Linked DNA regions of Homo sapiens: region 1 is linked to region 2. A link is a contact called in ENCODE Hi-C or POLR2A ChIA-PET data. All regions are on one chromosome and are shown on one strand. The core of a region is the stretch at or near the end of the contact, and the rest is flanking DNA. Distances in the headings are between cores, read along the strand shown. Region 1 holds the start of SERPING1 (serpin family G member 1). Region 2 holds the start of TNKS1BP1 (tankyrase 1 binding protein 1).

The links. Hi-C counts contacts between places; a loop is a spot of excess contacts on that map. ChIA-PET counts read pairs that join two places held with the same protein, here RNA polymerase II (POLR2A). Pooled maps may share reads with other maps.
Region 1: a pooled map shows a loop between it and region 2 (2.2-fold over the local background). The contact joins the promoter of SERPING1 here to the promoter of TNKS1BP1 in region 2. A Hi-C loop is called at or near these places in 5 of 50 pooled maps. POLR2A ChIA-PET finds 5 or more read pairs at or near these places in 3 of 52 experiments (Caco-2, H1 and WTC11).

The regions. Positions count from the first base shown.
Region 1 is chr11:57,596,417-57,599,116 of GRCh38, reverse strand. SERPING1 (serpin family G member 1) reads right to left here and starts at 1,432. Exons shown (of 8, transcript NM_000062.3): 1 at 1,395-1,432; 2 at 796-868. The coding sequence starts at 846.
Region 2 is chr11:57,323,655-57,326,354 of GRCh38, reverse strand. TNKS1BP1 (tankyrase 1 binding protein 1) reads left to right here and starts at 1,403. Exons shown (of 12, transcript NM_033396.3): 1 at 1,403-1,515. SSRP1 (structure specific recognition protein 1) reads left to right here. Exons shown (of 17, transcript NM_003146.3): 17 at 1-367. RefSeq lists enhancers at 237-1,110, 1,140-1,189 and a silencer at 1,320-1,599.

The sequences.
Region 1 (2,700 bases), core at 183-2,682, 270 kb before region 2:
GCATTAGCTCCATTTCACAGGTAGAGAAACTCATACCGACACATATTAACTAGTCCAGGGTCTCACAGAAATGGGAGAAACAGCTAGGGGTCAAAACAAGGTCTCTGATTCCAAACTCCCTGCTCATAACTACATCATCTGCTGAGTATGTGATACCAACTTGCGCGTGCACACACACACACACGCACATACACACACCCCTACCTACCTTTCTCCTGGGATCCTGCACTTCTTAGCCTTATTTCTAGTCCATGACCTCCCAGACCACTGGGACCTCTCACTGCTATTGACCCCCACCCAGACCCACGTATGTTTGCTACCATTCTTCCCTGTCTTCACAGGCCCTAGCCTGGGACCACCGTCTGTGTCACAGCAGCCAAACCTCTCCTCCCCACAGCTCTTTTCTACAACAAACTCTTGCTTTGATATCACAAAATGCTTCCCATCTCCTTGCCCTATGTGATCCTCCTGCCAAGCCTGCTTGGTGGACAGGGTGGGATCTGTTTATTCAACATTTTATAAATCAGGAGGAGTAGGCTGAGAAAAGTGACGTCCTCAGGACCACGCTGCGCAGCTCCTACATGGCCCGCCAAGATTAGAACTTGCATCTGTCTGAGTCCTGAGCTCTTTCCACCATCTACGAGTGCGTGTGCAAGGATCACACTCAATGATCCCAAGAGGAGCTCTCCTCATTCCCCGGAGCCTGAAGGGTTAATCCTCAGCCACCGCCCGCACCCCGCACCATCCCGCCTCCCGTCTCCACCCCCGTCCCCCATCCCACAAGGGACCACATACCCCAGCCAGCAGCAGCAGCAGGAGGGTCAGCAGGGTCAGCCTGGAGGCCATCTGGGCGGCGACGTCAGCGGACCTGCGGAGCCAGCCAGCCTCGGAGCCAGCTCCCACCCTGGGAGCCCAGGGGCCCCCACCCCGCCCGGGGCCCGCCCCCATTCCGTCTCAGGCCCCAGTCCCTCTTAGCGAATTCCCTCCTCCTCCCTCCTGGGGCCACCTTCTCCCTGGCTCCTCCCTCTGTTTTGTTTTCCCCAAACCGCTTCCCTTTCCCGGCACCGGCTGGCCCTTCCTCTCCCCGTGGGCCCGGGTCTCTGTCCATCTGTTCAGTCGGAGGGGAGGTGGTGGGAGGGGGAGGGGGTCCTGCTTTAACCAAACAATGAGGCCAGAGGCGTGGGGGAGGGGAGGTCCTGGGGGGCTGAGCACAACAGGCCTGAGGCGGGAGGGGCTGGGGTAGGAGGAGGCAGAAGTCCCAGGTGGAAGCAAGCCTATAGAGACCCCCGAGATCAAGGCGGGCAGGAAGGCGGGGGTGAGGAGACCCCCTCCCTAGACCTCTTCACTCCATGCTTTCCACCCTACTCCCCACCCCTGCCCAGCACCAAACCTACTCCAAACTTCTGGTCACCAGGCAGCTCCAGTGCAGACTGAGTAGAGAGTCCCCCAGGGTCAGGGAGGGTGGGGTGCGGGGGGGGCAGTCTTAGCTATTGGCTGGCCCGGGACACTGCCCAGTTACAAATTAAGGAAGATTGATCGCTGGTGTGAGTTCCTGTAAATCAGGATGGGACGGAATGGGACTGACCGCTTGGTCTTCTTTGTGGGCCAGGCCAGGAATTTAGCCCAAATCCCCTGGTAGGTGGGGTGAACGGGGAAGCTTGGGTGCAGTTCTCAGCTTTACACAACCAAAGCTTCCCCCGCGTCTTCATGAGTAACAATAAAAACAGCATGTACACAAAATGTGCTCCGCAGTTTTTAAAGGAATGAACTTTTTGGAAATTGCTCACCTCCGTTATTCCTCAAAGTAACCCTTTGTGCCCCATTGTACCCATTTGATAGTTAAGATACTGAGCCTTAGAGCAGTGAAATGTCGGGCCCTGATCACCCTCATTTGGAGAAGTATTCTGAAGCCTAATCCCTGCTCCCATCTCCCCTGTGCCCTGTAGGTGTTCTGCCATTTTTGCTCGTAGAGACCCATAATCAGTAGTTCTTTGTATAACAGACAACGGATGTGAGGCACCCAGCTCAACAAGCATTCAACCTAATTAAAAAAAAAAAAAAAAAAAAAGCTAGCCGGGCACGGTGGCTCACGCCTGTAATCCCAGCACTTTGGGAGGCCGAGGTGGGTGGATCACTTGAGGTCAGGAGTTTGAGACCACTCTGGCCAATATGGGGAAACCCCGTTTCCGCTAAAAGTACAAAAATTAGCTGGGCAGTGCAGGCGCGCACATGTAGTCCCAGCTACTAGGGAGGCTGAGGCACAATCACTTGAATCTGGGAGGCAGAGGTTGCAGTGAGCTGAAATTGCACCACTGCACTCCAGCCTGGGTGACAGAGCAAGACTGTCTCAAAAAACAAATAACTAACTAAATAAATATTTAAAAACTTGAAAGCTGGGGTGTATGTGTTTGCGACTAGGGCTCCACAATAGACCTGGCTGGCTGTGTGAGCCAGCAAGTTGCTTTCCCCCTTGACGTCTGGCTGTCCTCGAAATCTGGCTGTCCTCGACATCTAGCTGTCCTCTCAGCATTGCCAGATAAAACACACGAAGTAGGCAGGCCTGGGGGTTCATACCTGTAATCCCAGCCTTTTAGGAGACTGAGGCAGGAGGATCCCTTGAGCCCAGGAGTTCAAGGCTGCAGTTAGCATTGATCATGCCACTGCACTCCAGCCTGGGCAACAGAGTAAGACACTTGCTGT
Region 2 (2,700 bases), core at 154-2,653:
ACCCATATTTTGGTACCAGTTTCTCCTCATGAAATGCAGTCCCTGGATTCTGTGCCATCTGAACATGCTCTCCTGTTGGTGTGTATGTCACTAGGGCAGTGGGGAGACGTCTTAACTCTGCTGCTTCCCAAGGATGGCTGTTTATAATTTGGGGAGAGATAGGGTGGGAGGCAGGGCAATGCAGGATCCAAATCCTCATCTTACTTTCCCGACCTTAAGGATGTAGCTGCTGCTTGTCCTGTTCAAGTTGCTGGAGCAGGGGTCATGTGAGGCCAGGCCTGTAGCTCCTACCTGGGGCCTATTTCTACTTTCATTTTGTATTTCTGGTCTGTGAAAATGATTTAATAAAGGGAACTGACTTTGGAAACCATGTCCTCATGCTTTCTTTGTAGCCTTGGTGTGTTGCTCCCACTTTTATTGGTGGTGTTTACTGCTCTGGTCAGACTGGGCAGGGCCTTCCTGGCCAGCCGGGAAGCAAGTCTCGAGGTACATCCTGTTCTGTTCCCGGCTGGACGAGCATTGGTTTTCACCCGCCTCTGCCCGGATGGGCCACCTGAGAGTCTAGAAATGAGAGCTGATCTGATTAGGAAGTTTCTCCCAGTTACACTCCATTAGCCAACCAAGCTAGGGGGAGGCAGCTCTTGGCTGCATCCTTACCTATGAGTCAAGGGTCTTCCAAGGCTTTCGATAATGAAATCAGGATTGACTGTCCTTCCCGCAGCCGGGGGAGTGGAAACCTGAGCCTGGAGAGTCGGGGAGGATGAGCGTGTGCGTAGAGTGGTGGTGGTTGCAGCCTGGTGGTGGTGCAACAAAGTACGGAGTTATATGTGAAGCTTTTGTTCTTACGGGAAGAAGGGGGTATACAAACTTCAGTGTAGGGAGGAACCCATGTCTGAGAAGGGGCCTAAAAGGAGATAAAGGTCACTAATGAGGAATGCAGAGCTGCCAGACTTCTTCACGGTGGCTCTAAATCTGAATTGACACAGGAGGGTGGCCACGTTGCGCGCGTTCTCAGCACTCAGGTGGTTGTATCAGGAAGCCGCTTCAGTCAGCCGGCGGCTACCTTCTTGCCGGCGTAGCTCGATGATACTGTGCTCTGTGCAGGCGGCGGAGCCCGGGAGGGGCCGCCAAGGCAGTTTCTCTAGGCAGTCGTCTCGGTGGCCATTTTACCCGAGCGCTCCCGGCTGAATTGCGTCAGTTTCGCCCCGGTCTGAGACTGGGGCGGGCCCCTCATCTGCAAGCCTCATGAATAATTGAGTGCTGGGCCGCGCCTGTTTGCCGACGGTGGGACGAATTCTGCACGGGCTTCCCACTCCCGGGTTCCAACCGGCTCATGCATATTCATGAAGCGCCCTGGGGGCGTGGACCTGGGCGGAGTTGGGGCGGGGCCCCGCCGGGGCTCGCAGTGGCTTCGTCCCGCGGTGACGGCGGCGGCGGCGGCGGTAGCAGCGGCGGCGGCGGCGGGGACTGGCATCGGGGCCCCGAGCCGAGCGGAGCCGGACCCCGGGCGAGCGCGTGAGTGCGCGGGGGCGGTCGGGCGAAGGAGGGGGCGGGGTCCGGGATGGGGCGGGGGAGGGGCATGGAAGGAGTGGGTGCTTTCCAGCCGACACCTCGGGTTGAGGTGGTGGTGGTCGGGGGGTCACCAGGAAAGTTTGCAGGGGCCGAGGGCGCTGGGGACGCTGGAGGCCCGGGGGAAGGTGGCGCGTGTGCGCGGAGGCGGAGGGCGCATGGCTTGGAGCTCGTGCTGGCAGAGCCAGAAGAAAGGGGGGAGGGGGCGAGGGCTTGGGGCGGGGCCGGGGGCGGGCAGAGCCGCTGGAGGGACCCCTGCCTCCCCTTCCTCCGGGCCGCGCTAGCCCCCTCCCCCGGCTCCTTCGGCACGCCCCCAGCCACCCCAGTCCGCCCCCACCTGATCGACGTCTGCAGCCCACCGTCTGTTCGCCGGCTGCTTCACAGCCCGCTCACAGGTCCTCCGCTTCTGCCGCCACCGCAGCCCCCTCCTCCTCCTCCTCTTCGGCTGCCGCCGTCCCTTCTGTGTCCAGAGCTCCCCACTGGGCCCCTCCAGACAGCCCATTGCCCGGGGCTGTTCCATCTTCCCGTTGGCCCTCCCTCTTTCCAGCAGTTTACGTGCTGTCCCTGCCGACCTCTCTAGCCTCGGATCCGGCTGGAGATCCTGGGGTCCATAGGGGCGACCCCGCCTGCGCCGAGTCCCCTCCGGGGCTGGAGCTGCCCAGCCCTTCTGGAGGCCTTATCTGCCAGGGGTCAGCTCGTTTCTACCCTGCTACCCTCTACCCCCTGGTCTCTTGAGGGTGGGGAGTGCTCAGAACCGCTGCGAATCGCAGCTTCTGGCCACAGCCTTGGTGGCCTTGGTCACCTGGGGCCCCTGGCTGGGGTCTCTGAGTTGCTGTGGCCACCTCCGCACCTGGGGACTCTGAGCCCGCCTTCATTGCTGCAGCCCCTCATACCGCAGAGGGGCCCATCAGAACCCCAGGTGAAAGGATTTTTTTGGTTCTGAGCCAATTAATTTCCATCTCCAACCACCCACACTATGTTCCTAGTAATAATGTTCAAGGACAAGGAAACAATCTTGTGTTTTAATTTTATTTTTTCTATCATGTGCCCCTCCCCCCACCACACTTGGCCTGGCTCTGCACAGTTATTCACCCACCCACAGTGGGCAGTCTTCCGTGGTGGTTAACTGAC